Regions from separate parts of the Homo sapiens genome. Here regions 1 and 3 are each linked to region 2. The links are chromatin loops, found by intact Hi-C in ENCODE. Cell type or tissue: dorsolateral prefrontal cortex. All regions are shown on one strand. Links, peaks and the distances in the headings refer to the core of each region. The heading gives the core; the rest is flanking DNA. Region 1 has its middle 27 kb from the start of NUB1. Region 2 overlaps PRKAG2 (protein kinase AMP-activated non-catalytic subunit gamma 2). Region 3 overlaps NUB1 (negative regulator of ubiquitin like proteins 1).

Evidence for each region. Hi-C counts contacts between places; a loop is a spot of excess contacts. Peaks named below come from ENCODE experiments on the same cell type or tissue, not always from the same donor. Only the 100,000 strongest peaks of a DNase experiment are listed, where the experiment ranks them.
Region 1: a loop joins it to region 2, with 6 times the contacts of the local background. A loop is called at or near these places in 23 of 110 quality-filtered maps.
Region 3: a loop joins it to region 2, with 2.4 times the contacts of the local background. A loop is called at or near these places in 79 of 110 quality-filtered maps.

What each region holds. Positions count from the first base shown.
Region 1 is chr7:151,309,553-151,320,061 of GRCh38, forward strand. No RefSeq gene overlaps it. Among named protein-coding and RNA genes, the nearest start is that of NUB1, 27 kb to the right of the region's middle. In dorsolateral prefrontal cortex, for the core only: CTCF peaks have their summits at 5,700 (motif pointing right) and 5,902; DNase peaks (open chromatin) are centred at 4,519, 5,689 and 6,899; H3K4me3 peaks cover 669 bases.
Region 2 is chr7:151,755,109-151,765,617 of GRCh38, forward strand. All of the region lies in intron 3 of PRKAG2 (protein kinase AMP-activated non-catalytic subunit gamma 2), which reads right to left. Among named protein-coding and RNA genes, the nearest start is that of PRKAG2-AS2, 46 kb to the right of the region's middle. RefSeq lists enhancers at 1-1,519, 1-566, 1,755-4,911. In dorsolateral prefrontal cortex, for the core only: CTCF peaks have their summits at 4,619 (motif pointing left) and 4,826; a DNase peak (open chromatin) is centred at 4,613; H3K4me3 peaks cover 426 bases; H3K27ac peaks cover 2,396 bases.
Region 3 is chr7:151,370,836-151,381,344 of GRCh38, forward strand. NUB1 (negative regulator of ubiquitin like proteins 1) reads left to right here. Exons shown (of 15, transcript NM_001243351.2): 12 at 3,262-3,408; 13 at 5,013-5,108; 14 at 5,799-5,976; 15 at 6,212-7,614. The coding sequence ends at 6,390. WDR86 (WD repeat domain 86) reads right to left here. Exons shown (of 6, transcript NM_198285.3): 6 at 10,289-10,509. Among named protein-coding and RNA genes, the nearest start is that of WDR86-AS1, 33 kb to the right of the region's middle. In dorsolateral prefrontal cortex, for the core only: no CTCF peak of the experiment used is centred there; a DNase peak (open chromatin) is centred at 3,602.

The DNA.
Region 1 (10,509 bases), core at 2,933-7,932, 440 kb before region 2:
TGGGTCCTGCCACAGCCAGGGAGGCTAAAAGAGTGAGTGTCTGGCATTTCCTGCTTGTACAGTGGGAGGTGATTTATGCCTGGTAAGAGGGTTTCCCTAGATCCATGAAGACTGAAGATATGTGATGATAGATGAAGAACTTCCGGTGTTGGAAGCCTTAGTGAGTGCCAAGGAAGTTCCGTGTAGCCCAGAAAAACTGAAAAACCATCATAAGTTCTGACTTGTCTGTAGCAGACCGTGTTGGAAGTGCCAACTGCATATCCCTTCAGCAGAGTAGACAGGGCACATCTTTTCTTTTTTTATTATTTTGAGGCAGGGTCTCACTCTGTCACCCAGGCTGGAGTGCAGTGGCATGATCATATCTCACTGCAACCTCGACTTCCCGGACTCAAGTGATCCTCCCACCTCAGCCTCCCTAGTAGCTGGGACTACAGGCATGCACCACCATGTCTGGCTAATTTAATTTATTTATTTATTTATTTATTTATTTATTTATTTATTTATTTATTTTGTAGAGACAGAGTCTCACTATATTGCCCAGGCTTCTTTTTTGATGGGAATGGTATATTTGATAAAACTTGAATACCACCTTTTAGCTACAATGTTAAAAAATTGTTTTGCAACATTGTAATAAAACCAGTGAGAAACTGTAGACTCTAGATTTGGTTGTACAAGATACCTTCTTTTGTCATCAATTTGAAATTAATGAAATCTGGAACAAAAGTAATAAAGATGACAGATAAAATTGATAGAGGTTATTTGGACATTGAGAAGCAAATTGTAACAAAACCCTTTCCAATCACATAAAAAGCAGCAATTGATTCAGGAGAAATGATACATTTTGAATAGAAACAATGAATAAGCTTTTGGGTTCTTTGATAAACCAATGAGTGAATCCTAAGAACATACAGGAAAAGGATGGAACTTCTTTACAATTTGACATGAAATGCTGACATTGAGGCAACAGTGTTTGTAGAGCACCATGTCACAGAGGACACCCTGCCATGCATTCAAAGGGTTTTTAAGAGTAGCCACTAAGCACAAAACCCATGAAATGCCCTGGAATCTTAAAACTCATATATGAAACTTGACAGGTATTTTCCCAGATTTGAAAATAATATTTCAGATATACAATCATTATGACCAACAGAGGGCAGTAAAGCTGTACTAGCCAGGTTCCAATCAGGAGACAGAAACCACACGATAATTTGTACAAGGAATGTTTCCCATAGATAATTAACTTTAGGCCAGGCACAGTGGCTCACGCTTGTAATCCCAGCACTCCACCCAGCCGAGCCTGGTGGATCACTTGAGGTCAGGAGTTCGAGACCAGCCTGGCTAACCCATCTCTACTAAAAATACAAAAAGTAGCCAGGCATGGTGGTGCATGCCTGTAGTCCCAGCTACCTGGGAGGCTGGGACATGGTAATCGCTTGAACCCGGGAGGCGGAGGTTGCAGTGAGCCGAGATCGTGCCACTGCATTTCAGCCTGGGCAACAGAATGAAATTCAGTCAAAAAAAAAAAAAAAGAAAAAAGAAAAAAGAATTGACTTTAACAGGGGATTGGAGTAATAAGGCCTGGCTAGAAAGAAGTTAAGAGAACTCTTGAAAAATGCAGGAATGGCAGATAGAGGCACAACCATCACTCTTAGGGCTGAGATAAAGCACCCCAGAAGAAGGTCCCTGCCACGGCTGAGATCCAGACCTGATGGGAGAGATCGTGGCAGAGAAGTCACTGAGGTGCCAGGTTGGCAGAAGCAGCTGGAAATCTGCTCTCTGGGGTATCAGAGGAATCACCCACAGTGACACGTCATGTCTCAGAACAGTCTGCAAAGCCACAGGAGAAAATGCAGGGGGAAGCAATTCCCAGGACAGTGCCCTAGTGGCCACAAACTCCTGCAAAGCTGCCCAGGGGGCTTCCAGAGAAAGCTACTGGTGCCTGGGAATTGGAGTTGGTGCTGCAGAAGCCACACATGCTGCTGGAGCTGCCAGACACTGCAGAAGCCGGGTGCCTTGCAGGAGCAGGTGTAGAGAAACCTCATGGGCAGCAGGAGCCTCCCAAGAGGAGTGCACCAGACAGTGAAGAGAAACCCCTTTCTCCTCCCGTGTCTCTTCAGCGCCCTCTACTGACAAAGCTTGACATGCAGCTGCAGGCAAAGGGCAACTAATTACAAGGCTCAGCTCAATTCTAGGAGGTCAGGCAATGAGGGACGTATTAGGAGCTGAGATACAATAAGTTGACAACTGGCACAGAAGCTAAAAGAAACTTTTCTAAATTAATAAATCGCTAAATTTTAACCCACCATGCTAGAGCAAAGATCGTCTTTCTAATTTCTCTGATAAGATTGTTGTCATTTAAAGAGTCAATTAAAGAGCCTATAGCCAAAAAATGAAAAAAAATTATAGATATGTGTCAGACAGTTAATTAATAAAAATATTTTATTTTTCTGGATTTTGTAATGTTTGTGGTATTTTTTACTTTTTAAAATTTATAACTTTTTTCTCATTCTTAGTAATATTTATTTTCATTCCTAATATTGTATTTGTGGCCCAGTCTTGGCTCACTGCAACCTCCGCTTCCTGGGTTCAAGTGATTCTCCTGCCTCGGCCTCCCAAAGTGCTGGGATTACAGGTGTGAGCCACTGCACCCGGCCAGTATTGTGTATTTAAACATAATGAAACATGGAAAAGGTACAGTAAATGTACGGTATAATCGTATGGGTCCCATCATCTTATGGGACCACCGTCATGTATGCCGTCTGTCATTGGCCAGTATCATTATGCAGCACATGACTGTGTATTTGGGAGTGGAATATGCCAGCATTCCATTTAGGGGGGTTCAAGACGTTCGTTGTGGCATGACTTGGAGGGCATCTCCTGCTTCCTCTATTAGATGATAACCTCCTTGAAGGGCAGAGCTAGAATTAACGCTGGGGCGGGGGGGCTCAGAGGCATCATCTAGTCCAATCCCCTTGTGTAGGTGGGGAAACTGAGGCCCATAGCGAGGCAGACCCCTGAGACCCTGAGAGGCAAGACCATGTTGGTGTCACGTTAGAGTCCAGGGCTCTTTCTAGTCTTCCACAGGGTGTGTGTGAGTGTGAGAGTGTGAGTGAGTGTGTCAGTGTGTGGGGGCTATGTGTGTTTGTGAGTGTCTGACTGTTGGGGAGTGGTGTGTGAGTGCATGTGTGAGTATGGGTGTGTGTGGATATGAGTGTGTGAATGTGTGTGAGAGTTTGTGAATGTGTGTGGGTGAGTGTGTCTCTGTGTGTATGAATGTGTGGGGGTGGTGTGTGTGTGCGAGTGTGAGGAGTGATGTGAGTGCGTGTGTATATATGTGTGAATGTGTGTGTTTGTGTGAGTGTGGATGTGTGTGGGGTGTGAGTGTGAGGGAGTGGTGTGTGTGCGTGTGTGTGAATGTGTGAGTGTGGATGTCTGGGGGTGTGTGTGAGAGTGTGAGGGAGTGGAGTGTCAGTGCATGTGTGTGGGTGTGTGAATGTATGAGTGTGTGAAGGTGTGTGTGGCTGTGAGTGTGGGGGAGTAGTGTGACTGCATGTATATGGGTGTGTGGGTGTGTATAAATGAACGTATTTGTGAGTGTGGGTGTGGATATGTGTGAGTGTGGGTTGTGGGGATGTGTGTGTGTGAGTGTAGAGGAGTGTGGAGTGGTATGTCAGTGCATGTATGTGGGTGTATATGAGTGTGTGAAGGTATGTGTTACTGAGTTTGTGTGTGAGTGGGTGGGAGAGGTGTGAGTGAATGTGTATGGGTGTGTGTGGGTGTGTATGAGTGAATGCGTGTGTGTGAGGGTGGGTGTGAGTGATGTAGGGGAAGTGGTGTGTGAGCACGTGTATGGGTATGTGTGGGTGTGTATGAGTGAATGTGTATTTGTGAGTGTGTGTGGTGTAGGAGTGGTGTTTGAGTGCATGTGTATGGGTGTGTGTGGTTGTGTATGAGCATGTGTGAGTTCGTGTGTGTGGGAGTGAGTTTGGGATGTGTGGGGAGGGTGTGAGAGTGTGAGTGTGGGGGAGTTGTGTGGGGGAGTAGTGTGTGTGCATGTGTATGGGTGTTTGGTGGGTGTGTATGAGTGAGTGTATTTATGTGTGTGATGTGGGGGAGTGGTGTGTGAGTGCATGTGTATGGGTGTGTGGTTGTGTATGAGTGTGTGTGAGTTCGTGTGTGTGTGGGGTGTGTGTGTGAGAGTGTGTGTGAGTGTGGGGGAGTGGTGTATGTGTATGTGTATGGGTGTTTGGTGTGTGTGAGTGAATGTGTATTTGTGAGTGTGTGTGTGGTGTAGGGGGAGTAGTGTATGACTGCATGTGTATGAGTGTGTTTGGTTGTGTATGAGTTCATGTGCGTGAGTGTGGGTGTGTGCGTGACTGTGGGTATGAGTGTGTGTGTTTGTAAGTGTGAGTGTGGGTGTGAGATGGAAAGGGGGGCAGGGGTGGAGAGAGATGAGGCAGCCTGAGCCCCGGGACGCTCCCCACCCGTTGACCCAGGAGGCTGAGTCAGGCGCCAGTCCCCACTGCCCCGGCCGCCTCCCAGTTCTTGGCACAGGAAAGCTTGTGCTGGGAGCAGAGCCACAGAGGCTGTTCTTAGAAAATGGCATTGGTTGGGGACATGTAACCAAAGGCTGGAGAACTCGCTCCTTTTCAGCAGTTAGGAGAGGGGCTCTCAGATACTCTAACCCCAGCGCATCTTACCAAGGTCCTGACGGTCTCAGCAGCAGGCTGGGCCAGGGTCCCGACGAAAGCCTTAAAATAATTCATGGGTCAAAAGCATGAACTGAAAAAATGTTAATATTCTTCGTAGTCCGTTAAATTGTACCAGTTTATATCCTCACCAGCAAGGTATGAAGACATGTATTTCCCGGTTCCTCCACCCATGGCAGCCTTGGATATTATCAGATATTTAAACCTATCCCAGCTTAGGAGCAGGCAAATGATTTCTTGTGGTTCATTGTGTTTCTTTAATTACTGGAGGGGATAAACCTCTTTGTAAACGTTTGTGGGTCACTTTAATTTTTTGGTGAATTTCTGTGGTCGTTAATTCGTGTTGGGTTCCTCTTTTGTTTAGGAACTTCTTCACACTTCTTAGAGAGAGATACAGAGGGCTTTTAGAAATGGGTGCCTGGCCCATAGTGGGTGCTCAGTAGACGTCCGTCAAGTTAATGAATGACCATGGAGGATCTGGCTTGATGAGGGGTGCAGTGTACTATTCTCTCAAGGTTCTGGGCTTAGAGGGCCAATATGGTCAAATTTTATAGTGACAGGCCGGGCATGGTGGCCCACGCCTGTAATCCCAGAACTTTGGGAGGCCGAGGCGGGCTGATCATTTGAGGTCAGGAGTTCGAGACCAGCCTGGCCAACATGGTGAAAACCCGTCTCTACTAAAAATACAAGAATTAGTGGCGCATGCATGTAGTCCCAGCTACCTGGGAGGCTGACGCAGGAGAATCGCTTGAACCCTGGAGGCAGAGGTTGCAATGAGCCGAGATCGCGCCACTGCGCTCCAGCTTGGGGGCAGAGAGAAACTCCGTTTCAAAAACCAAAAAAAAAAAAAAAATTACAGTGACGATTCCAGGAAACACACCAAGAAGGAAGGGGTTGGCTTGCAGAACGTGGTGCTTTTAATTCTTGCTAGGCAGGTCTCCGGGGCTGTGATCTAACACAAATTCTGAGTCTCACCACCAGAGGGAGCCCTAGACTCAGGAAGATCCCGAGGCGGGTGGGGTACTGCTCAATTTTTAACAGCTGTGTCCTCAGAGTTTTCCATTTTGCACCTAAAAATTTTCCTCCAGGTTTAATGGCTGAAAAGCATGCAACTTCCAGCTTATTAAAAATATTAATATTTTGAAAATAAAACATGTGACTCTTGGCTGTGTGTTCAGTGATATGCAGGCATCGTATCACTCTGGCACCCACCATTTAAACATACGTAAATGAGTTCTTTAACCATTCTTTCCATCCACCTCCCTCATAAACTTTTATCCTAATATATGTTATGTGTGAAAGTCATATGGCTTATACCTCTCATACTTCTCAGCAATGAAAATATGTTTATACATTGAAATTGAAGGAAGCGGTACCTTTGTGATCAGGTCTGTAATTATGGAAACGTTACCTTCTGCTTACAGTTATCATCACCATTATGGATATTTGATTAAAACAGAATAAATATGTGACAAACTAATTAACAATTGTTAAACATAAAAAGTACGTTTTTATTGGAAATGCATCTCTCAATGAGGTGAATGAAGTTGTTTTTATTTCCTAGCTTACGTATCTCTGTGCTAGAGTAAGACGCATTATAAACATCGATTCTAGTTCTTCGTTTTCTTTATTATTATAGATGTTGATGGTGAGACTTTTTTTTTCTGAGACAGAGTCTCAAAGAAAAAAAAATCAATGCTTCCTGCACTTTTGCTAATTTCACTCCAGTTTGTCGTCCAGGCTGGAGTGCAGTGGTGCAATCTCAACTCATTGCAGCCTCTTCCTCCTGGGTTCAAGTGATTCTGTGCCTCGGCTTCCCAAGTAGCTGGGATTACAGGTAAGTCTGTCTTCTAGCTAATACAAACTTAAATGACCAGTAATAGGGTACGATTGACTAATCTATGGTTATGTCCACGTGGGGAGATATGAAGTAGCTACTGAAGTTATATTAATGAAGGTATGAAATAACATAAAAGATGCTTAAGGCCGGACACAGTGGCTCATGCCTTGTAATTCCAGCACTTTGGGAGACCAAAGTGGGCGGATCACTTGAGGTCAGGAGTTTGAGACCAGCCTGGCCAACATGGTGAAACCCCGTCTCTACTAAAAATACAAAAAATTAGCTGGGTGTGGTGGCGGGCGCCTGTAATCCCAGCTACTCGGAGGCTGAGTCAGGAGAATAGCTTGAACCCGGGAGGCGGAGCATGCAGTGAGCCGAGATTTGCCACCGCACTCCAGCCTGGGCAACAGAGTGAGACTCCGTCTCAAAATAAAATAAAATAAAATAAAATAAAATAAAATAAAATAAAATAAAATAAAATAAAATAAAATAAAATAAAATAAAATAAAATAAAATAAAATAAAATAAAATAAAATAAAATAAAATAAAATAAAATAAAATAAAATAAAATAAAATAAAATATGCTTAGGATACATTAATTAAAAAAATAGGTTAAAAATTTGCACACCTGGGATGATGACTGTAAGAAAAGCTCTTATTAGAGAGAAAACTCTGGAAAACTTTAACATGTTATAATGGTTCTATTTTAGGTAAGGAAAATTACTTAAAATATAATTTTCTCATTTTCTTCTCTCATTTTATTTTATTATTTGAAAACAATTTTAATAATGAAAAAGTAAGAAAAATGTATCAAATAGCATTCTCAAGATATTCAGCAAATCTTCTCTTGGGCCAGCCTTGCATCCAGGTGGTATAGGGATCTGCTGGTAATCCAGGCATCGGCCAGTGGAGTGGGGAAGGAAGGAAAGACGCCCCTCTTTCCCAGCTCCCACCAAAGCTCCCTTACAAGCCGTCCTGATGACAGCAATTCTGTCCCTAACACGGACTCCTCTGTACTACTCCTTTGGGGGTACCCCACTAAAAATCGGCTACATGAGGATAAATCACTTAGACGCTGCAGCAGCGTGGTCATTAGTGGCTTCAAGATGAGCGCACGGGTGGGGGTAAGGAGGTCGGATGGGAGGATGGGGGAATGTGCACACAAGAGCGAGGTCATCTGAAGCTCTGTCTAAAGCTTTGTCTGGAGTGGGTCCTTGTTGATGCAGCCTGGTTGCCTACTGAGCGCCCATTCTCTTCTTCCTTGCTCACAGATTACCTTTTTCTTTTTTTTCCTGTAGTGGGTAGGCAATGATTTCCCAAGATCCCTTGCAATTAGGAGTGTCTATGTGGCATTTTTCTAGGCAGTCAGGTGTGAGGGAGTCTAAGGGATGGGGATTCTGGACGAGCTACTACTATTTGCCTGACAAAAATGGGCAGACTTGGTGGGCAAGTGGTTTCCATTCTTTGCCCTCCCCGCTTCCTCTGGTCTGAACCACAAGCACGATGCCTGGATGCGCAGTTGCTATCTGTTGTCCATGGCACAGAAGCATTGAAAGACAAATTTCAGGGAAAAAAGTAAAACCATGACTCTTCTTCAGGTTAAAAATGAACACTGTTAAAGGTTTTATTTAATTCATGTGGAAACTAGGCAGATGATATAACCATTTCAAAAGAGGAGTCAAGGCTGGGCATAGTGGCTCACACCTATAATCCTAGCCCTTTGGGAAGCTGAGATGGGTGGATTGCTTGAGCTCCGGAGTTCAAGACCAGCCTGGGAAATTTGGCGAAACCCTGTCTTGACCAAAAAATACAAAAAAAAAAAAAAAAAAAAAAAAGCCAGGCATGGTGGCCTGCACCTGTGGTCTCAGCTACTCAGAGGCTAAGGCATGAGAATCACCTGAGCCCAGGAGATGGCGGTTGCAGTGAGCAAGATCACACCACTGCACTCCAGCTTGAGTGAGAGAGTGAGACCGTGTCTCAAAAAACAAAAACAAAAAACAAACAGAGAGGAGTCAAGAAGCACAAATTCATGTGGAGTCATGTGGTGTGAAGGAATGTTGAAATGAGTGGCAGGTAGAGGGTAAGCCTATTTTTCCTACCGTTGGTTACAGAATTGTGAAACAGCTGCCTGGAATCAGAATGTGACTGTGATGCAGGTGGAAGGCCATGCTGTCCACCGTGCATGGTTTTCCCTGCAGCACACATGCTTTCTCCAGAGGGACTGCACACCTCTGGGAAAGAAACAAAAACAAACAAACAAAAAAACCTGTATTTTCTGAAATGATAGTTGTTAGGTTTTGCTAAATGCACCTGACCACCACCTTAATTGCTTGAGCTGAATGTAACATGATTCAGTTATTGATGACTAGCCTTCAGACACTGCAGGGCATTAAAAAAAATTTATGGGAGGCCGTCAGTTTGGACTGAACTTCTGTGCTAGACCCCAACAGACAAGCAAAATGGAGTCACTCATGCTAAAGTTCCACATCACCAAACACAAACTAAGTTGTTTATCTGACCCTCTAAGAAATCAGAAGAGAGACATGAAACTAAATCCCTGAAAGGGCTAGGTTAGCTCTCAGGATAAGGAAGTTTCCTTGGTTTTAACCCTATAAGGAAAGGACAGTAGTTCTCCTTTATCCATGTTTCACTTTCCAAGGTTTTAGTTACCCACATTCTAAAAACAGGTGAGTACAGTTGAGTAAGATATAAGGTATTTTGAGAGAGAGAGGGAGCACATTCACATAACTTTTATTACAGTATATTGTTATACAGCACAAATAAACCTATGATCTGGTCCCTATGTCCTTATGTCTAGGTGAAGAAACTAGACACGTATGCATAAAATATAAGGGCAATTTGTGAATGTTGTAAGAACGAGGGTGCAGCCCAGGTGTTGAGCACAGGTTCTGGGCAGAGCTTTGAGAGACGGTTAGTGAGGCCTTTTGTAGGTGGACAGGGAAGGGAAGAGTGACAGAATATGTTACTGAAATGCCAGGGGTTTGGTCTAGGTCAGGGGTGTCCAAGGGAAAACATACAGTCATGGGTTCTTAGTTTTTTTTCTGGTTGGGCCAGTAAAGCCCCTTCCTCATCCCTGGAGACAGAAACTAAAAACCATGGCTTCAGGCTGTTAAAGGCCTAAAACAAAACAAAATAGAACAACAACAGCAACAACAACAACTAAATAAAGTGGGTTGTACAAGCTTGGTCTACATCCTGCTGCTCACTGCACAGAAAGCCAATCACTGAGACAACAGGTATTGCCAAAGAAGAAGGCTTTAATTAGGTGCTATAGCCGAGGAGATGGGCAATCAGTCTCAAATCCATTCCCCTGACCAACTGAAATAGGGGATTTATATAGCAGGAAAAAGATGTAACTACATGCAAGAAAACAGGAATTAAGAAATGATAAGGAAGGGGGAATCCATCAACAGGCAGCAGGTGGTCTGTTAGGCAAACACGACAGGTTAGAGGTCTGGCATCTCATTGTCCAGAGGTGGGGATCTGGTAAGTTTTGGTTTGTTGACACTGTCCAGGAGGCCTGGTGGTTGGTTTCCTGAGAAAGGAACTCAGATAAGACAACTGTAACTTTCTTAAATTTTAAGACTGGGAGGGTCAACTTGTATGCTTATTTAAAAGAGACCAAAAACATCAGTTATATGGGAAAATTGGACTGGTTTCAAATACATCTCTGACCCCAGAAGGTCTGCCCAGATGAGGCTGTTGGCCCCATCCTTTCCAAACCCCAAAGCCCATCCCTGGACCAGCTCTAGCACCATCACATGTGGAGCTTGAAGGTACAGGTCCTAAACACACTGCTTCAACAGGGAGGTGGGCCACCTGGGTGAGTTCCTTTCTGCTCTGCCTCAACAGAGATAATAATGACCCTACCTGTGTGCATTGTTGTAAGCATTCAGTGAGATTGCAAATGGAAAGTGCTCAGTAGCTGCTTGCTGCCTA
Region 2 (10,509 bases), core at 1,556-6,555:
GCTGGTCCTTTATGTACATCGGCCGGTTATTGGGCGTAGGCCGGCTCTGGGAGGGGCTGAAGGCTGGCGAGGTGGTGCTCCTTAGCTGAGGGCCATCTGTCTGTCACACCCACAGCTGGGAGTGAGTTCCTCATTCTTGAAGGAATCGGGAATCTGGGAGGCACGGCACAGCACAGCCTCAAGGGTGTTCTGGCTCCAGGGTGTTTTCTAGCAGAGGGCCTAGGGGACATGCTCAGCATCTCAGGGTGTTTCAGGCAGAGGGCCTAGGGGACATGAGCCTGAGCAGAGGAAGACAGGGGGTGGGTGTGCACAAGACACAGTCAGAGCCAGCCCAGGGTGACCTCAGAGGACCTCAGAGGCCATGTGTGGTGGGGCTTGGAGTTTTCATTTAAATGTGCTGGGGCGGCGTCAAGGGGTTGAACAGGGGATGACATGATGGGATTTATGTTTTAAAAACAGGAGTTGGCAAATTACTACCCAATGGCCCAATCCTGCTGGCCACCTGCTTTTATAAATACTTATTGGAACACAGCTGCACCATTAGTTTATACTTTGTCTATGGCTTCGTAGTTGCAAAAGAGACCACGTGGCCTTCGAAGTCTAAGACATTTACCATCTGGCTTTTTACAGGAAACATTTGTCAACTGCTGTTTGAAGAGACTCCTCTCCTTGCTGGGCAGAGTCATTTCCAAGGCAGCAAGGGGACTCTCACGGGGGCCACGGCCCCTCACGAGCCTTCCCAGTTTCACCCCGGTGCCTAAAGCAACTCACTTTAGCAGTTGCTCGTGTTCTTTGGTATTAATGATATAAATCACCTGTGCACACCATGAGGTTCCTCCAGGAGGCTGCGGGGCCCTCCCAGGTGGAAGTGGAGAAAAGTCCTCAGTGTCTCTACCTGTGCGCAAACACAAATACTTCCACTGCCCTCTCCCGCCTCCTCTCCCATCCCCCATTGGTCTCCTCCTCTTCTCAGGCCTCTCCCCCTGGACCACCAGTGATGCCGGCAGCCACAGGTCCCTCTGCCCCCAAAGCAGGTCTCGCCTCTGCACCATCGGTACAGTCCCACAGGCCCCTGTGGCCTCCCTGAAAGTGAGGAGTAAAATGACTCACGTACAGGTCATGTGAGCAATGCCCCAGGAACACACACCACACACGTGACTGCAACGAAGGAAGTGTGGGTTCCTTTTAACGTAGGAGCCACCAGAGCTTCCCCAGGAACCTCTCTGCCTCTGAGGCACCAAAGGTTTCCTGTCCTTGCAATGCTGGGAGGGACCCTAGATGGATTTGTGGGTGCATCTCGGGCACCCCGCTCAGCACATGGCTCAGGCACACGCAACGACTCAGTGGTGCCTCCAGGCGAGCGGGTACCTGCGCTGCTCTCATGCTCAATCCTCACCCCTACTCTGCCTGGATGCAGGGGCTGACCTCTGACCCCTGCTGCCATGTGTCCAGGCTCCCGCTGGGCAGGAGACAGGGAGACACCTTGGGCAACATCTGACCATAGCTACAGCCCCTTTGGCTCCCGTTCCTGCCAGACAGACCAACTGCAGCTCCTGGTTCCAGCCCCGCCAGGGCTCCCAGCGCCGCCCTCTTCCCTTCTCCCACCTGGGGTGGGAAAGGATTTTCCTTACTCATCGGTGGGTCGCTTCCCAAACTCTAGTCTGGCGTCTCAGCTCTTTCCTCACCTTTATAACCACGCAGCCACATAATCAGAACTGTGACGTCCGTGTATTAAACTCCATCTGCTTTTAGTACGGAGAGTAACCCTCTTCCAGGTAGGACCCGGGCTGACAGCTGAGCTAGGGCCATCTGCAGGAGACGATTCAGACGGGGTCAGCGCTGCGATTCGGGGGAGTAACCAGCGGTGAGCTTCAGGCCTAAATGCTGGAGTCCTAAAATTACTCGAGTCTGACCCCCCGGTTTTTGGTCTTGCTCTATATTTAGGGACAATGGCCCTATTGATGCTCACTCGCTGAACCACTGCCTGGCGTTTGTTCTGCGGGGCAAGCTGGAGTGGGGTGCTCCTCAGCCCCGGGAGCCCTTGGGATGGAAATGCAAGACTCAGAGGCTCTAAATTAAAGTCTTAAAAGCTTGGGCTCATTCCTCCACACAAAGCACAAAACCTTTGGCATTTTATGGGAAAACAGACTTTTATTTGAAAAATAAACTCAAGTTGCTGGGATATAAAGGAAGAGCTGTCTGTGATCCAACGCTGAAATGGTGTGAAAGGACCTGAAGTTTTACAAGTTAAATAAACTTCTCTGAAAGACTCATTCGAATTTCAAACAGCTCCCAGCACAGATCCTCTGAAAAAGATCCCCAGATGCAGCAGGATGAGACACAGTGCCCGCTCCAGGGTGGGGGTCAACCATGTGGAATGGGAGATTCGGATTCAACCACAAACAGAGAAAATTAAATTCCTTTTGGATGTTCAAAATACACATGACCTCGGTCATAATTGTGAGCTAGTCTTGGAAACGGACAGGGGGAAAATCTACCATTCCACATCTCTGGCAGAAACCCGGGACTTACTTCCATCCAGCGGATCCTCTGTGCCCTAAGAACCCCCCAAACCAGACTCGCCTCAAAGGCGTTCCAGACGCATTCTGCTGTTCTCTGACCATCTAGGGTGGTGTTTTCCAAACTGCAACCACTGCCCCCGCCACCCCATCATGAAATCAACCGTGTGGGTCAGATAAAGCAGCTGAAACAATAGAATCGAAAATAAAGTACCTAGTCAGGGTCAATATTGCTTCGTAAAAGGGCTTTTGTTGATGTGTTGTATGTGCTGGATTATGCCATCAGATGGATTTGTTACTGTGGGCTGCAGTCAAAACGTTTTCAAACCACTGCTGCGATGAAGCCCTGCGGCTCCGCTTTACCATCTCAGTGCTGTAAATCTTCCCCGGGTGTCAGAGTATATTCTCCACCTTTTGCTTTGTGCTTGTCCCTACCAGACACCATGGTCATCACCTAGAGTAGCCTTCGGTGTAATCAAAGTAGGTGGCTGTCTAGGCCAGTGATTTTCAACTCTTTTTTTTTTTTCTAGTAGGACAAAGATAATGTCCCAATGTCCAGCAGGGCTGATCCTGTCAGTAGCAGTTACTGGGTGTGCCCTGCTGCCCCCATCAGACAAGATGCCATTTCTTGCTCCGTGGGGGCCAGCTGGCCAAAGGCCACCTTGTCTCACTCCCTAAAAGCTACCACTGCATGATTTTAGGGTTCTGGGAAGACAGTCGCTTCCAAAAAGAGAATCTGTGGCATCTGGTTTTGATGCTAGGAATTCTTTCTTTGTTATGAGATAAATGTGTCAACTACCCCTGAACTATGTCACCTTTAAGTTCTATAATGTCTATTTTAAATATTTTTGCCAGAACTGTTTCCATCTGAGGGAGGAGGGAAAAGGATAAAGGCATGTTGAGCTCTAGGAGCTGGGAGCCCACAGAAAGGAAAACAGAGCAGGGAGATCCAAGGTCCCCAGAGACATGGTGTTCTTCCCATGTTGGGTGACCATCAGTGTACCCCAAAGGTTCCAAACCCCGAAGGCACTGATAGACCTGGGGGGATGAGGAGGTATGAACTGGAAGAGCTTGGGAAAATAAGAGGCAAGTGCATGAAAAGCTCAATATGTGATTTTTAAAGAGACAAGAAGGCAATAGGAAGTTATCACGAGAGAACACAGACTGCAAAGAGACTTAAAATAACAGCTATATTTCAGGGCTCTGGCAGATTGCTCAAGGCAAACAGAATCCAGTAAGGCTTTCTGTAGCGGGCAAGACTTGAAGGAGGTCTCTGAGGAGGCGGGAGACCATGCTAATGTATCTCCAGATCCACTGCAGGGACCCCTCACTGCTCACCCCAGCCCTGTCTCTACCATCTCTTTACTGCACAGTAGCCAGACATCTCTCTGCATTGCATCCGATCGACATCCGATGGCTTTCTGTATCGCTCAATTAAAACCTGGAATCCTGACCTCTCCTGCAAGGCCCCGCCCCACTCCCTGACCTCACTCCAGCACCTGCTCCCTCCCTACTTGGTTCTGGCCACATTGACCAGCTCCCTGCAGGCTCAGAGGCTGCTCCTGCCTCCGGACATTTGCATCGTGGGCCCCTCCGCCAGGCGTGCCATGGCCTCCACCTGTCCTCTCCCTGGCTCCATCTCACCACTGGCCAAATGTCTCCATGTCAGAGGCTATTGCTGACTTGCCCACATAGAGCAGCACCCCCGCAGCCCCTCTCCTTTGACTGTTGTTCCTCTTGGCACTTGGGACACATGACACTTTTCCACCTGTGGTACCGATTGTCCCTAGAATGGTATCCCCACGAGGGCAGGGATGGGCTCATTCACTGCTGCGTTCCCAAGGGCCCAGCACTTAGCAGGTTCTCATGTAACGTGGTGCAGGTGAATATCCTCCATGCCAGACAACTCCCCTTTGAAACGCCTGGGCAGGCAGGTATCCTTGTCCGCTCCTAACACCAGCTTTCTTCTGTCTGGGAGGCGCATTTGAAGGTGAACCGCACTGGAAAAAACCCAGGCAGGAACGATACCTGCTGCTTTCCCCCAGGCAGGACCAACCTGCTCCCAGCACCAGACTCAGCATGTGAGGCTATGTCACCCCCTAGTGGTCACTCTGTCACAAAGCCAGAAAAACCAGAGGTGGGCTCCGCCTGGCCAGCTGTTCTCAGGGCCAAGGGGACCCCGACCTACTCTCTCACCCAGACTTTTTCTACGAGTGAACTCAGATGTAAACAGACATTCAGAAAATAAAGGTGAAAAGGCATCTAATATTGAGGCCACATTGTCTTGAATGAGGGAGAGATTTAACATCGACATTCTTCCTTCTAGTACGGGCTCCAGGCTGAGCGGCTGTCCCAAGATGTGGACTGTGGTGGGGTAGCACCAAGTCATTCCTACAGAGTTTCTCTGTTCATTGCAGATTATGTGGGAATTTATCAAAGATTAGCCTTTTCTTTTTTTAAAAAAGGAAGCTGAGATGGGAGGCAGGCCAGAGAGAACCTAGGAGAAGTGAATATACAGCAGGCAGAGCCCAGACCTGAGCAGCTGGGTCTCCCAGAAGCCTGTCTCCATCAGCCTGCTTTGCTTCCTTACTTCTTTGAGAGAGAGCTGGGTGTTTGTTTATTGTTTTTGAAACAGAGTCTTGCTCTGTTCCCAGGCTAGAGTGCAATGGCAGGATCTCGGCTCACTGCAACCTCTGCTGCCCAAGTTCAAGTGATTCTCCTGTCTCAGCCTCCTGAGTAGCTGGGATTACAGGCACCCACCATGCCCGGCTAATTTTTGTATTTTTAGTAGAGACGGGGCTTCACCATGTTGGCCAGGCTGGTCTCGAACTCATTATCTCAGGTGATCCGCCCACCTCGGCCTGGCCTCCCAAAGTGCTGGGATTACAGGCATGAGCCACTGCACCCAGCTGAGAGAGTTTTTTAAAAGCTGGGGACTGCCCTACAGCATGAGGCTTTTGCTAATGTGCACTTAGCATTTCCTCTGCCCCAGACCTCTGAGTGGCTCTCTCTCTGGCTCCAGTGTGGTCTCCTTACCAGAGAAGACTTCCCTCGCCATTCCATCCAAAGCAGCACCCACCCCACTACCCACTCTCTCGCTCTGCTTTCCTTTCCTTGACAACGTGGGGGCAGTTAAAGTCTATCTGTGCTCCCGTGCCCCATCCCTCCTCCAGCCCTCTGTCTGGAAGATTCCAGGCTAGCTCTGCCAGCTTGGCCATGATTGCCTTCAGCCAAACAGCGCACCTTGTCCATAGCTCCCCTGGGGCAAGGAGATGTGTCAGGATAAAGTTAGGATGGCTTCGTGGCATGAACAGAAAAAAATAACTGAAAGGAGGCTAAGCCACAAGGATGCTTATCACCTACAATAACGAACAGTTAGTAGGTAGGCAGTTGCAAAGCAGGTCAGCTTAGCGAAACTGCCTTTGCAAAAGTATCACTGTTAGGAGAAATCTGACATAGCTGATTCCATATTGCTTCTGACCTCCAAGTGTCCTTGGTCATTCCTGGGCACACACAGGCCAAGCTAATTTTGGGAGAAATTTAGTTTATAGTTTAAACTACATACAGTTTAAAGCAAGGATGATACTAGCCCTTCCCCAAACTAAAACACCATTGCAAAACTAATGAGAGGCCGCAAGGTTAGGATTGAGAGAGGCCTGAATTCTGCTAAGATGTAGGTGTAGTTAAATGACAACCAGCCATTGTCCCGAGGTCACAAGATTTGTAACTTCCCCAATTACTCCTGTAGATAACATCACTATTAGAGAACCTAAGATTGGCCTTTTGAGATGTCTTTCCAGACTTCTGCATTTCTGGCAACCAATTTGACCTCACCTGGACTCCTGACTCACCACCCAACCAGTCCTGTGGCCCCACCCAGAGGAGGAGTCAGTGTCATTTTCCACACCCCTCTGAAGGCATCCCAACTAATCAGCTGCACCCATTCCCTAGTCCCTGCCCGCCAAACTATCCATGAAAACTGCTAACCTCTGAGCCTTCAGGTAGACTGACTTGATTTGATAGATAACTGTCCTGCATGGCATGACCGGACTCATGTCAGTTAACTCTTTCTTTACTGTGACGCCGTGGTCTCAGTGGATTGAGTTTCCCTGTACAAGAGGCGGAAGGACCCATCGGGCAATGACATTGGTGCTGCCAACTGCGTGGAGAATCACCTGCCCACCTTTCCACTCAGCCACCTTGTGCCTTGACCTTTGTCCTCATGGCCCTAGAAACCATGTCCCCAGACCACAGTCAAAGGAAGAAAAGGAAATTTATCCCCGTGTGTCTTTTTTGTTGTTGTTAGGGGACGCACGTTTTTCTTAAATCCCTAGCCGACTTCTCCCATTCACTGGCATGTGGGAAGGGGATACTTCTGACTGAACTAGACCAACTGCAGCTCATGGCCTGGGGCCATGCCCTGAGTTAAACCAGGTTCTGCTATGAAGAAACAAGAGGCAGCCACTGTCCGATGGGTTAGCACAGTCTGCTGCGCACCTCAGCGAGGAACAAACTGTGCACATGGACAAATGTGATGGACTTAGCGGGAGAAGGGGCCCAGGACAGGTGGGGAGAAGACGAGAGGAAGGCCCTGCATGGTAGCCGAGGGCAGCAGGATCCCCTACACGCATCTCCAGGGTGGGAAATGACTTTCCGCAGTAGGCAGGCAACTGTTGCAAGAATGAGCCCAATGGAGGAAGGAGGCTTGGCTATCTCACAGTATTGACACACGTACTCACACACATATGTTAATTCTTACATATACGACGTATACGTAAGCTTAAGGAGCAGGTAGGCAGGCACAAGAAGCCTAGCTGTGGCCTACTGGGAGCCTCTAAAGGGAGCCACCACTGAGAGGCAGTGTCAGTTCTGTGAGGATGGGGGCTAGGAAGGCTGGCATGGGCAGGTCAGCTATTCATGGGAGCAAAATACAGGGGTTTGGTGGAAAAGAGGCAAACTATGCCAAGCATCCTCTGTGTTTGGGGCAGACTAGCCCACGCACATCGACCAGCACCTCTGAGCTGTGTGCCGTAGAACAAGCCACTTGCCTTTTGCCAGGATGAGCAGCTGCCTTGCAGGATTGCCATGTGTTCAGAATTGGACTCAAACCCCACTGAAGCTCACTGCTAAACACTGAGGGGTGGGGGACACAAGAGAGGTCCATCTGCAACCCTAAGAAGCATCCTTTACAGAGCAGACGGCACATTCAGACACATGCCCACAGCGCGGCTCCCTGACTGATGGCTGGCTGGGATAAGGGCAGGTCTGTGAGGACAAGCAGCCTCATCAAGACCATGGGGACAAACAGGAGGCGTCCCCCAAAGCAAATAAGCCAGCAGCCTGAGCAGGACAAAAGCCAGCACTAGAGATGGGCAGGGCTCCCGAGTCGTGACAGCTCTGTCCCTGCTCCCTCTACCGGCTCCTCCCCTCTCAGCCTGCACGTGCTTCTCCCACCTTACAAAGAACCAACTGAAAACGTCCATTAAACTGAATCCATCCCCTCGCTACCAGCTCGCCTTAATTGTCGGGTGGGCTCGGAAGTGCCACAGTAAGAATTAAGCGCCAGAATCTAAGCTGAGCCCCTAAAAAGGCCACACACAGTCAGACGCAGCCAAGGCAGGTCTCACGCTAAGGCGGGTCTCCTGCTGTCCTGCTCCCTCCTCACCTCTGTGTCTCTGCCTCCAGCCATCCCGGCACAGAGTCGAGCACACGGGTTGCTCTTGATGTCTTGGGTGGGAAGTGACGCCTGTCCTCTCTCTTTGGTGAAACCCCATCATGTGGTCCCACCCTGACCGCAGGGGTGGGCTGGGAGAGGCAGAGGAGCTCCTGGCTCTTGCACAAGCACCAAGCTCCTGGCACAGATGCATCCACCTGCGCTTCTGACCCCAGGGCCTTGAAGGAAGTTCGCTGGCTCCTCAGCCACTGCCCCACACGCTTTCCTTCCCTTCCTGGCTACTGAAGCTGCTCTCTTGGAAATCACCAATGACCTGCCAAGTCCAAAGCCTGGCCGGACCTCCAGGGCTGATCGTCCCCTCTCTTGAGGGACTCTTCTGGGCCTCTGTGACCCATATGCCTCCTTGGCCTCTTTCATGGACCCTGGGCCTCTGCCCTCCCTCGTGTGCCAGCCATACCCAGCTGTCTGTCTCCAGATGCCGTGCCTGGTCTGGCTGATGCCGTCCAGGGCTATAGCTGCTGCCTGTGTCACCTGACGAGCCCTAACACCCATTTGCAGCTGACAGTGCCCTGAGCCCAGGCTCCCCTTGGAGCTTGCAGGCCCGGAAACCCGCAAGCTCTGGACAGAACATGCAGCCTCACTGCTTTCCTCCTTGTGCGTCTCTACAGGAGTTGGTGTCTAAAAGGGACAAAGGCACACTCCAGGTGGAGAGGGGCACAAATGAAGTTAAAACCAAGTTAGACAGGGCTGGGACGGGCAGACAGCCTGGCAGAGGAGGGAGGCAGTGTTTGCGCAGGTGGACGGGGTGTGAATTGGGGGGTGAGGTTGGCCCTGATCTGGCAAGCAGTTTGAGTTTTCTGAAGTCTCTAGCAAGGGAATGACATAATAAAAGTGGTGATGGAAACATCTGTGCAGCAGCCGCTTTGACAGATCTGCAATCACAGCTCTAATGGCCACAGGGGACACTTCAGGCCACTGCCCTGGGCCAAAGCCAGAGCGCAGCCCAGCCCAGGAGAGTGATGGAGAGACCAGCGCTCCAGAAGGGAGAAAGGCTGTCCAGAGACCCAGAGGTTGGCGCCCTTCCTTGGATGCTTTTTCATTTTGCTATTTGTCCTTTAAGCTAACAAACACTCAACTCCAGCTCTGATTTGCTGACACCTGAGCTGAGGGCCTAGGGACCTGCTACCCCCGCCCAGTACTTTCTGACTGTCCACCCCCAGTGCCAAGAGCTCTCCACCTGTCAGACGACCCAGGGAGAGCGGGGAAGTGCCTAGAGGCATCCCAGGACTGCGATGGCTACACCACGAGTGCTGTCAACTCCTTAGTTCATGAGTCCTACCAGAAGCCCGGAGACCTCATGACCTATTCACACTGTCCTGCCTCCCACCCAACCATGCTCCCAGGAGCAAGTGGGTCAGGGGCAGAGCCAGGAGGTGGGGGCAGTGTCAGGATGGTCAGGGTTTGGTCCCAGGACGTGGGGGCAGGGCCAGCAGGTGGGGGTAAGGCCTCAAGGTTGTAGAGAGACAGGGACTCCTTCCCCATCTGTGAAGCATGGGGAGGCTGCAGTGGGGACTCCAAGGTAACACACCTGCCCTCTGCCTCACTGAAAACAACAGAAGATCATGGCTGAGAGGCCGAGCATCCTGTCTGCTGTGTGGCCATAGCTTTCCTGGACATTTGCTGTGTCTGTTCTCTGGCTGCTGTCTATGGCCAGGGGGGCTTAAGCAATGGGATTTATCCCTTCACAGTTCTGGAGGCTGGGAGCCTAAGTCAAGGTGTGTGTGAGCCCGCAGTCCATCTGTATTAGTCCGTTCTCACACTGCTAGAAGGAACTACCTGAAACTGGGTAACTTATGCAGAAAAAAAGTTTAATTGACTCACAGTTCTGTAGGCTCTACAGGAAGCATGGCTGGGGAGGCCTCAGGAAACTTACAATCATGGCAGAAGGTGAAGAGGAAGCAGGCACGTCTTACATGGCATCAGGAAGGAAAGAGTGAAGGGGAAGTGCTACACACTTTTCAACAACCAGATCTCGTGAGAACTCATTCACTATCGCCAGAATAGCAATGGGAAGTCTGCCCCTACGATTCAATCACCTCCCACCAGGCCCCTCCTCCAACATGTGGGGATTACAATTCAACAGGAGATTCGGGTGGTAACAAGAAGCCAAACCATATCACCATCTGAAACCTGGGGGAGCCCTTTCTGCCCTGCAGCTTCAGGGATCACAGGCACCAGGGCATCCCCGTCTCAGCTCCACCAGCTCCCTGGGTCTCCGTCATCACTGGGCCTTCTTTTAAGGACACCAGTCATTCT
Region 3 (10,509 bases), core at 1,533-6,532, 380 kb before region 2:
AGATTTTATTAGCATCTGGAAAGCTAGTGTTTTAAAATGAGATCATTTGGAAAACAGTTCTCATCACTGTATAAGACTATAGTTCATAAAACATTGTCACACTCATGTCATTCACTTCTGCCTGTGACCAGCCGAGAGGCCACAGGACAGGTACTTCTCATCTTACACATGGGAAGAGCTGTTGCTCAGAGGTGGTCTTTTAAAGTATAGTGGAGTCATATCACTTGTACATTTCTGAAGTTAAAAGCCCTTGGAGAAAATGCAAATAAAAAAACCAGTGTATATAGTGCAGTTGATCCTTCTCCCTCTTCCACCCAACAGATGTTGTTAGTTACGATGCCTTTGGCTGAAAGCAACAACAACAACAAAAAACCCAAAATGGCCTAAACATCAAAACAAGGGATGTGGTGGGATTTATTGGCCGTTTACTTGTAAAAAGTCCAGAAGTAGGATAGGTCTCAGGGTTAGGTGATTCATTCAGTGGCTTACTGATGTCACTGAGGACCTGAGGTCTGTCTTTTACCCCCACCCCCCACCCCATGTCATCAGTGTCATCCAGTCACAACAAGGGCCATAATCTGTGTCCCAGAATCCTCAGGGAAAATCCTGAGCTTCTTGTGATTGGGCAGCCTTGAACCTGTCACTGAGGCTGGAGGAACGCCAAGACTGGCTCAGGCCTGTGGCAAGAGATAGAGGGTTGCCACCTTAGCCCATTCAGGGGCCACCTGGGGAGCTGGAGCAGCCTCCCACACCTCAGGGAGGGGTAGAATGGGTGCTGGAAAGACAAAAACAATGTCCCACAGAAAGTGAGCTCCTATCGGAGCTTTAGATGAGCAAGAGAAATCTGCTGCCCTCGGAGTTCCAACGTTCTAGGTATGAGCATCTGACTGAGCTGAATGTAAAACAATTCGTTCATGTTTTTGTTTGAGACAGAGCCTTGCTCTCTTGTCCAGGCTGGAGGGCAGTGGCGTGATTATGGCTCACTGCAACCTTGATCTCCCGGGCTCCAATGATCCTCCTGCCAAGAGCTCTCGGCTGATTTTTATTTTTTTGTAGAAATGGGGTCTCACCATGTTGCCCAGGCCAGTCTCAAAACTCCTGGGTTCAAGCAGTCCTCCCACCTTGGCCTCCCAAGGTGCTGGGATTACAGGTGTGAGCCACTGCACCCAGCCTTTAATACATAATTATTAAAAGTTTATATTTTTTGTGCAATATGGCCCTGAGTACAGACCAGTTTCTCATCTGAGAAAAGCAACAGCTGTAGAAACGGAGCTCACAGATCATGCTTCGGCATGGCCAGGCCGTGAGACGTAGCCTTCCTAAGAGGCCATCCCAGCTTGTTGTGACCATACAGTGCCTCTCTCTTGAGATCTGATTCTACTTAACTGTAGCCACTTCAGTGCAGTACTCACTGTCATTGATTTGATCTACTTTATCTTTCTAACTCATCTTAGTATAAAGAGAAATTTCAGAAAATAATGTTCTCACATGTGTTTACATGATTAAAAGGAAACAGACTAAGACATTTGTAATGAAAGGAAGTATTCTTCGAAGCTCCCAGTTGGTGTGAGGTCTGTGTTAGGTAATGCCCAGGTCCGCTGGCTGGCAGCGTCCTTCTCTGTGCTTGGATGTTAGGTGCGCTTCTTAGCCTTTTGGAATATAAATGGAAGAAACTGTATTGAAAGCAGAGGATGGGGCCAGTAAAGGCATTTTACATGGAGTATGTGTAAATAAAAGTGCAAATGTGAGTGGTATGAAAGACTCCTGCTGGCATGTGTGGTTGGGGTGGTGTGGCAGGATAAGGTCAGTTTCGAAGCATTGTTGGGGCCAGGGAGTGGGGGCCCTGAGTAGCAGAATAAGGAGCTGGTGCCTCAGTGTGGGGAGGTGGTCAGGAGCTGCTGCGGGCTTTCAGGTAGGTGACTGGAATGACGGAGCCTGCTGCCCTGTGCAGCGGGGCTGGAGCTGGGGGAGACTGGCCACTGAGAGGTAGAGCACGTAATGGGGGCATGAGACAGGCCTGGTGCAGCTGAAGGGGAAGCAAAGGGAGCTGGCGCTGTGGGCACTCCAGGGCCACACCAGGAGGTTCTCCTGTGATAGAGACAGGCCATGAGTCTACAGATGTCTTCATCCCTGGAGATGTTTCCAGCAGCCACTCTGTTCTGCCTGCTCCTACTGTGGGGCCTGTGGAGTCTGGTTCCACAATGATGATGCTTTTGTTTTCCTAAGAGATGAGGCCGCTTTCCTGCTGTGGGGAAAATGCAGGGAGGCGCCTGTTGCCTGGGCTGGGCAGGAGGCAGGATCAGGTCTCTGGAAGGAAGGAGTCTGTTTTCTCCCCCGTCCTCGCTGCTGCTGATGGTGGGGCTGGTCTCCCTGGGAGAATGTAGCAAGTCACTTAACTTTGTTGAAAGCTTTCTGTCTCCTTGTTGGGAAAATAATGAGGTTGGATTAAATTCCTGGTTTTCAAACTTGCTTTGTTGTTGTTGTTTTTAAGCAGCAAAATCCCCTTTTTAAATGACATTTTTATGGGGATACTAGTTTACAAAATAAATTGGGAACTCTCCTGATTGGCCCTGGGTGGGAGAGGTGAAGAGACTAGAACCCTCTGCAGCCGTCCTGCGCTCCTGCAGCAATAGCAGGCAACTCTGAGAAACAGGGTTGAGAACCAAGAGGTTAGATGACCTTTGTCTCTGGGCACTCTGTGGGTTCCGAATGGAATGACAGGCCTCAGAAGGCCCTGGAGTCCTTGCTCCCCAGGCTGTGGGGGGCGGGTCACCAGCTTTGGCATTGCCCAGGAGCCCCTGATTCCACATCACATTTTAACTTGAATCCCTGGGCGATTCATCGAAGGCTGGAAGGCCTTCCCACCGCGTGCAGAAGCTCTCCTACCCGGTTCCTACCTGGTTCCTAGAAGAGAATCCATGCACCTCACACCCGCGACCTCTGCAGTGGGAGTGCTGGGTTGGCGAGCAGCCCATCCTGATGCCGGATGGTGGATGGCGGGGCTGGCGAGGCACCTCCTTCCTGCCCCACGGGCATCTCACTTCCACTGCCTGCCTCAGAAGCAGCACTTCCACCACCCCTCTGCCTCTGTGGCACCTCTGCCATTTGGCTGGGTGAGGAGAGGTAGAAAGAGGGCCCCCTGTGCTTTGCTTTGGTTTTTTGGCTTTGCCTGGAAATGCGGAGAATCCTGCAGAGCGCAGACTGAGAGGCTGTGAAATCTCAGTCCCTAACTTGGGATGGGACTTTGCTGTTTTCCTAAAGGAACTGGCCCAAATAAGGAAGGAGGAAAAAGAGAAGAAAAGACGCCGCCTCGAGAACATCAGGTTTCTGAAAGGGATGGGCTACTCCACGCACGCGGCCCAGCAGGTACTCCACGCAGCCAGCGGGAACTTGGATGAGGCCCTGAAGGTAGCAGCTCCCTCGGGGCCTCTGGCCTTGTCCCTGAGCAGTGGGTCCTGCCCAGAGCTCCCTCCATGGCTCTCCAGCATCCTCCCGGGCTCACTCCTATGGGCTGCCCCGTCATCCGGATCTGAAGGGCAGGTTTCTCCTGGGCTCCAGCCCAGACACAGGCTGCGTGAGGCCACGTGAGGCCCCATGCTCAGTGCTTGGCCCAGGCCTGGCTCCAAAACGTGGTGCCTGTCCACACCAGCACAGTCCACAGGCCAGGACTTTGTGTAGGGTTTCTGTGTGCAGCAGAGTTTAGTGAAACAGGCAGTTTCCACGGCAGAAAAAAGAGAATGGGAATTCAACTTGTAGTATAATTGTTTGGCATTAAAATTTTAAATGTAAGTATCTAGTTTTATTTATTTAGTCCATCGTACATGTTGGCAAAGGGAGAGCTTTTCAAAGAACCCCTCAGGAGTGACAGCAGGTTGGGATCCAGACAGCAGTGACTTTACCTGGGCCACTTCCTTCCCTGTGTTGGAGAAGCATATCGAATCCTCAGTAGGGCAGGTGCTGCGCTGCGTCTCAGCAGCTTGGCATGGAACCACCCTCTGCCCTCTCGGCCCCGCAGGTCAGTGAGAGACAAACTCAGAGCACACGTGGTGAGGGGTCCCGAGGGGGTGCACAGGAGGCAGGGGGCTGGCTGTGTGGAGGCAGCAGTCCAGACAGATGCTGGGGCAGCGCGGCGGGCAGGAAGCAGAGTGGTAGGAGCTGGCTTAGGTTGTGCACGTGCTGGGGGCGGGGCTGGGGGGACAGAGATGGGGTTGGAGGGGGTGGGGTGCAGGGCAGGTGTCCTCGTTTGCCCTGCTGAGGCGGGTGTGGGTGCAGCAGGCACGGGGAGTCCACCCTGCCTTTGCCTCTTATCCCTGCCCTGTTCCCCGGAAGGCTCCACAAGTCAGTACTTTTGTAACTATGTACATGTATATTTAACATATACGTTAAATTTTAAATTTTTATTTGAATATCATCTAGTTCGTTTTTTTGTGTGTTGGAGAAATATTAAGAGGTGGGAAATTCTGAATATTCGAAGGGACTGATGGGTCTCAAAATAGATGTGAATTATACGAGTGGCACAAAAATACTTCCAGTCAAAATGGAAGTACTGAGTGTTGGAAAGGAAAGTCTCCACAGGGTCTTTGAAGATTAAGTATTGTGTGATGAAGAAATCAAGGGTCAAAATAACCCTACTACCTGCCTGACATTTTAAGTCTAGAGGGCATGACGCTTTCAAAGATCAATCAGGCAGCCCTGAGCTGCTTGAGACCTTTCTGTCTGTAGCTCTGACAAAACCTGTTTTCTTGGATGCTGCTTCCACCTGCTCTCCATCCCTTCCTGCTCTAACAGAAGGGATCTTTTCCCTGACTAGTCTTGCTCCTCCTTCAAACCCCAGCTGTCCTGGTCTCTGGCTGGAAGCCTTCTGTGAACACCAGCCTGAGTGGGAGCCCCTTTCTCTGCCTCATAGCAGCAGAGGACGGCGGGGTCTGCCTAGCACATGGCAGGGTGCAGCGCCTGTCTGAATGTGTGAAGAGTTCTTAGTGATGGGTAAAGGGTGTTCCTGTGTGTTTTAGATTCTGCTCAGCAATCCTCAGATGTGGTGGTTAAATGATTCCAATCCTGAAACCGACAACCGTCAAGAAAGTCCTTCCCAGGAAAACATTGACCGAGTGAGTGACAGGCCTTTGTGCCCTCAGCTTGGACAGCCTCGGGTGGGGTTGCTTGGGGTAACCCGGGTGAATCAGGCAGCAGGACTGGGGGAGTCCGTGCTGAAACCTTGGCTCCCAGGCTCCAGGTGTAACCTGCCCACCTCAGAGGCCACCCACGCAGTAACAGAGGGCAGGGGAGGCCTCCTTGGAAAGCAGGAAAACTGGGGAAGTGTCAGGAAGTTCTCTTTAGGTTTGCTGCCTTTGTCTATGCACCACTGTTTGCATCAGCCTCATTTCTCTGCCTGTGACCTAAAAGGATGGCACTGTGACCTGGGAAACCCATCCAGCTTTGTATCCCAAGTGACGGCTCTGTCCACATTTGTGCCCCTACACGCGTTAGCACGCCTGTATGCTGTGGCCACTGACCTCGCGGTGCTCGTGGTGAGGCTGGTGTGGCGCCCTGCTCTCAGCCCGAGGTCACTGCCTGTCCTGAGATGGCTGCTCCCTGACGCACCCGACTTGAGTCTTCCAAGCCCCCTTCCAGGTTGCTCTACGCTCACATTGCACAGAAGCATGACTTGTGCACAAAGGGCCATGGTGCACACGCCGGGAGCTCTTAAACATGAGAGTCGGCTGTCCACTCGTATGGCTGACGGGGGTGGCAGAAGAGGCGCCAGGGGCTGATGCTGTGACCCCTGCGCTCTCCCCTAGTTGGTGTACATGGGTTTTGATGCACTCGTGGCCGAAGCTGCGCTGAGAGTGTTCAGAGGCAACGTCCAGCTGGCCGCCCAGACCCTTGCTCACAACGGAGGAAGCCTGCCTCCCGAGCTGCCGCTGTCGCCAGAAGACTCTTTGTCCCCGCCAGCCACGTCCCCTTCTGACTCCGCAGGTAGGTCTGAGGTCTTTGAGGGCCGCATTGAGAGCAAAGTGTCTTCAGAAGCCAACAGATGTGGCCCTAAGCCACGGCAGATGTGGAGACTGAGGGGGCGTCCCCTGACGTCACCGGGCCGGCCACCTGGACAGTGTGGCCAGCAAGAGGCACAGTCTGAGGTTGACTGTGGTCGTGCAGTGTCCCCAGGACAATCCTCACATAATTCACTTACTCCTGCGGTATTTTATTGTAGGAACCTCTAGTGCCTCAACAGACGAAGACATGGAGACAGAGGCCGTCAATGAGATACTGGAAGACATTCCAGAGCATGAGGAAGACTATCTTGACTCAACTCTGGAAGATGAAGAAATTATTATTGCAGAGTACCTATCCTATGTAGAAAATAGGAAGTCAGCAACAAAGAAAAACTAAATAATGAACAGAAATAGCGCTAATTTTCTGCTTATAAATGCTATCATTATGAAAAGGCTAATGCAGCTCTTTCTGTTCTTACTTTTTATCTGAATTACAAGTCCTCTTTGGGTGTAGGAGGGGGTGGGCAGGGGACAAGTCCAGGAGGGGTCCCAGGGCCTTCATGCGTGGTCTCGGGGAAGAAGCTTCCTCTGGCCTGGCGCAGGCCGTTCCATCTGCCTCCCAGGTCTGCGTCCCTAACCCCTTCCCCAGCTTGGTGTTTTACCCCGAAACAGGAAGGAACAGGGGTCCTGTAGAACAGGGGTCCTGGGGAAGGTGTCCAGGGCAGGGTCCTGGGAAGGGTGTCCCGACCGCTTCCTCTCCAGCTGTGGCTCCATCTGCCCAGCTTGCCTGCCTCCTGCACCCACTGCCCTGACCTTCCTGCTTCCCACGCTGCCATCTCTGCCAGGGTGCCACATGGGTTCCTGTGCCACCCTTTCCCCGCCCCTCAAATCGTCCTTTAAGTCTTCCTTCCAAGTGCTGTGGGGCATAACGATGAGGCGCTGGCCTTGGGGGCCACACCAGGTCGCAGCAAATGGCTTCAGCCTGGGACGCCAGTGTTTTATGCTCTTAGTTCAGTAAAATACGCCCCCGAAATTCAAGATTGAGTGTCAGGCTTTATATATATTCAGCATTCCTCATTACAGAAATCTTCTATTGAATGGGAAAGGTTTAAATGCTAACCAAAGCAATTTATTTTTAATTAATATTTTTAGACTCTGTGCTGTCATACTGAACTCACTGCTAGCTAAGAGACCTATCAGAGATTTAGATATATTTTCTCCAGGTTTTTTGTGGGTTTTCTTTGTTGTTGTTGTTGTTCTAGCCATGTGACAGAGGCTCTTTCTAAAAGTATGTAGTTCGCTGTGTGTCGGCTCCAGCAGTAACCGTCCTCACTGCGCCACGCACTCCTCTGTAGATGTGTGCCCAGTGGGAGTTCCTTCCAGCCCCAGGACCACAGCAGCAGCCAGGTGCCGAGTGGATTGAGTGCCAGGTGCATCCAAGACTTTCCCTCCCTTCCAGAAGGCACTGACTGAAGACAGGATGGATCATGCGGAGCCGGCTGAAATGCTCCAACTTTTTCAAAGTGTGGGTGGTCCAGTTTGGACTGATGGGAATCTTCTTGTCATTCTTTTTAAACGGATGATACCGATGGAAATAAAAGGTGGGAAATATATTCAAAAATTGTCACCCTAATTTTGCATTAATTTACTCAGCCTCCCCAGCTGTAGGTGTTGAAAGTGTCTGGGTGACTAGCTCTTCATTTTGATTGCAGGATGTCTGTTTCCACTGAGTTTTGTGAGGAGATGATGGAAGGATGATCTCAGAAGCAGAGGGCATCTGCTGTGAAAGATGCCGCACGCCAAGCGGGGCTGGGGTGCATCCTGGGCAGGGGACTGAAATGTACCTGTCAGGGTTTGCCTCAGAAGTGCCTGGTGAGCTGAGGTGACGCGGAGTCTCAGCCTCATTTGACACAATGCCACACTTGGATTTGGGGCCTGAATTTAAGCTTTTGGCTAACAAATCGCTGTCCTGCGCTTGGTTCAGGCGTGTCTTCTAGCTTCCCAGCTGTTTTTAGCCATCATAGAAGCAATGCCACACCAGCAGGCCCCAAAACTCTTCCGTGTCTTGTGAAGAGAGAGCCGCAGAGGAAGCCGGCTGTGGAGGCAGTTCTGGGCATGCGCTATGTCCAGAATGGGCTGCCCTCCAGGCATGGAGACTTGGGCCGGGCCTGCTCCACCGGACAGGCGGTAGAGGAGGGGGCAGGACGGTGCTGAGGTTGGAGGAGAGGCCGTTGCAGAGGAGGGGGCCTGGGAGGGTTCTCCTTGGGGAGTCAGAGGAAAAAGCACATTCCAGATGTGGGACAAACAAGATAGTATTTGGGGCAGGACAGTCTGAGTGTGACATGTTCATGGGCTGCCAGAAGGTGCGGGTTGTGGGGAGAGAAGAATGGGGGCGGATGGTATGATTGCTGATCACAGCGGGGAGGTTGGATGCCATTAGAGGAGCAGGAGTGGGCATGGGCGTGTAGCAGGCAGGTGAGGGCAGCCCATGCCAGCACAATGGTGTGCACAACTGGTCAGGTGTCCTTGATGCTGATCACGGCCTTACCCTGTCCTTGTGTTCCTGCCCATATGTCCTATGGGTAGCTCCTGTCCTTCCTCCCTTAGCCAACTCCTCCTCAGTCAATTTATCAAAAGCAGACACCTTGTTTCTTCATTCATAGCAAGGCGACAGTGGTGTGGCTGGAAGGGAACCAGGCCTGGGTTCAGGGGATCAGACTCTCTCACTCACCGTGTCTCTCAGGCTGTCAGAAACCAGAGCGAAAATGGACATCTGGCCATCTTTATGTCCTCAACATCTCGCAAAGCTCTCTGTGCAATGGAAGTAGAAATTACCCCAATGTGTGTTGCTATAAAAATGCAAAGTGAGTGCAGCGCCCGTGTTTTGGGTCCATGCCCCACTGGGTTTCTCTGGATGGCTTGATGCATGCTCCATTCTCTGCTGTGGGGAGATAAGGTGGGGACTGGAGCTGACGTGTCAGTGAGGGGCTGCTCAGGCCAGAGCGCAGCATCACCAAGCAGCAGTGTCTTCGGCAAGCAGGAGTCAGTGTGAACGTCTGTGCAGGCTCAGGGCCGGCCGGCAGCACTGCCCGCAGGCAGCACTCAAGGCGGTTCTCTGGCCTGCGCCACCGGAACCGTCCCTTCAGCACGATGGAAAGGTCCTCTCTGGTAGGTATGCCCCTTGTGGCAGCCACAGGCCCCAATGGCTCCGGGACGCAGCAAGACCTGGCCACCCCCGAGGTCTGTGTGTGCTTAAGTCTCACCCGGAGAACAGTGCATGGTGCCGTTTCTGCGGGTTCTCCTGCACCGATCTGCTTGCCTCCCAACAGGCCCATTTTCCTGGGGTGGGGGTCGGGGGCACTTTGGTTCCCAGGGTTTGGAGGTTTGGCCTAGAGGAGTTACAGCGCCTGCGTCCTTTCCTTCCTACTGCCCACAGTGCAATCCCTACCTGTTCATCCGCGCCCGAGGGCGGACCCGCCCATCACCTAGCAGGTGATCCCTGGCGGCCCCGGCCGTCTCTGATGAAGTATCTTCTGCATTAAGACTATGAAGCGCATGCTGCTCTACCTGAAAGGGCTGCTCCACTTGAAGGGGCTGCTCCACTTGAAGGGGCTGCTCCTGCAGCAGGTGCTTCTCTCTGCAGCGAGATGATGAGCTCTCCACGGCAGACACTGTCACCTGCAGCTTCTCTCCTGGCACCCGGGCCAACCGGGGCACATGGATGCAGAAAGTGGCACCATCAAGGGACTGAAGAGCACCCCGCTCAGGTGCTGTGAGGGGTGCTGAGGGGTCTCCTGCAGGGCCCCTCGGCAGACTGAGCCCCACTGGCCCCTCGAGCCCCTGGGCACAGGGCTCCCCTTGGGTGCCCGGTGGCTCTGGCATGTGTGTTGCGCCTTCCAGCACCAGGCGCTGCCCTGGCTCCTGTGCACGAGCCCGGGGTGGGGCTGCTGCCCGCCCCCACCCCTCCTTCCACTCCAGGCCCTGAACGGACTTCCTAGATTCATGCCAGAAAATGACATGCCAGAAAATGACCCTGCTCCCAAGCAGGGTCCCCGCTGTCACCTGCACAGGCTAAAGAGCTCCTCCCTTGCTCCCCGGCCTCTTCCCCATCCACTTCCTGCACCAGTGACACTGGGGGCAGCCCCGCAGCGCACCCACAAGTCACCCCCAAGGCTGCCCAGGCCGGTTGTGAGAGGCAGAGGGCAGGAGGCCCGCCGCCCTGGGTTCCTGGAATCCCAAGCTCCAAAAAGAAGCTGAGACTCAGTTTGCAAAACAAAAAGAGGACACAGGAGCACTTTTAACGTTCAGGCTGTATATTTCAGTTCCCCCCAAGGCCCTCGAGACGGACGATTTGCCAAAATAACCAGGTTCAGTGGCTTCTGTAAAAAGTCACTTCCTCTCAGCAGGAAAGGCCCAGTTTCGTGGGGCTGGGGGAGCTGGGGCAGTCCGCCTGCAGCCCCTGAGGTGGGAGGGTCCCCAGGACTAGGCCTTTCGCCAGGTCAGGGATGGGGAGGGA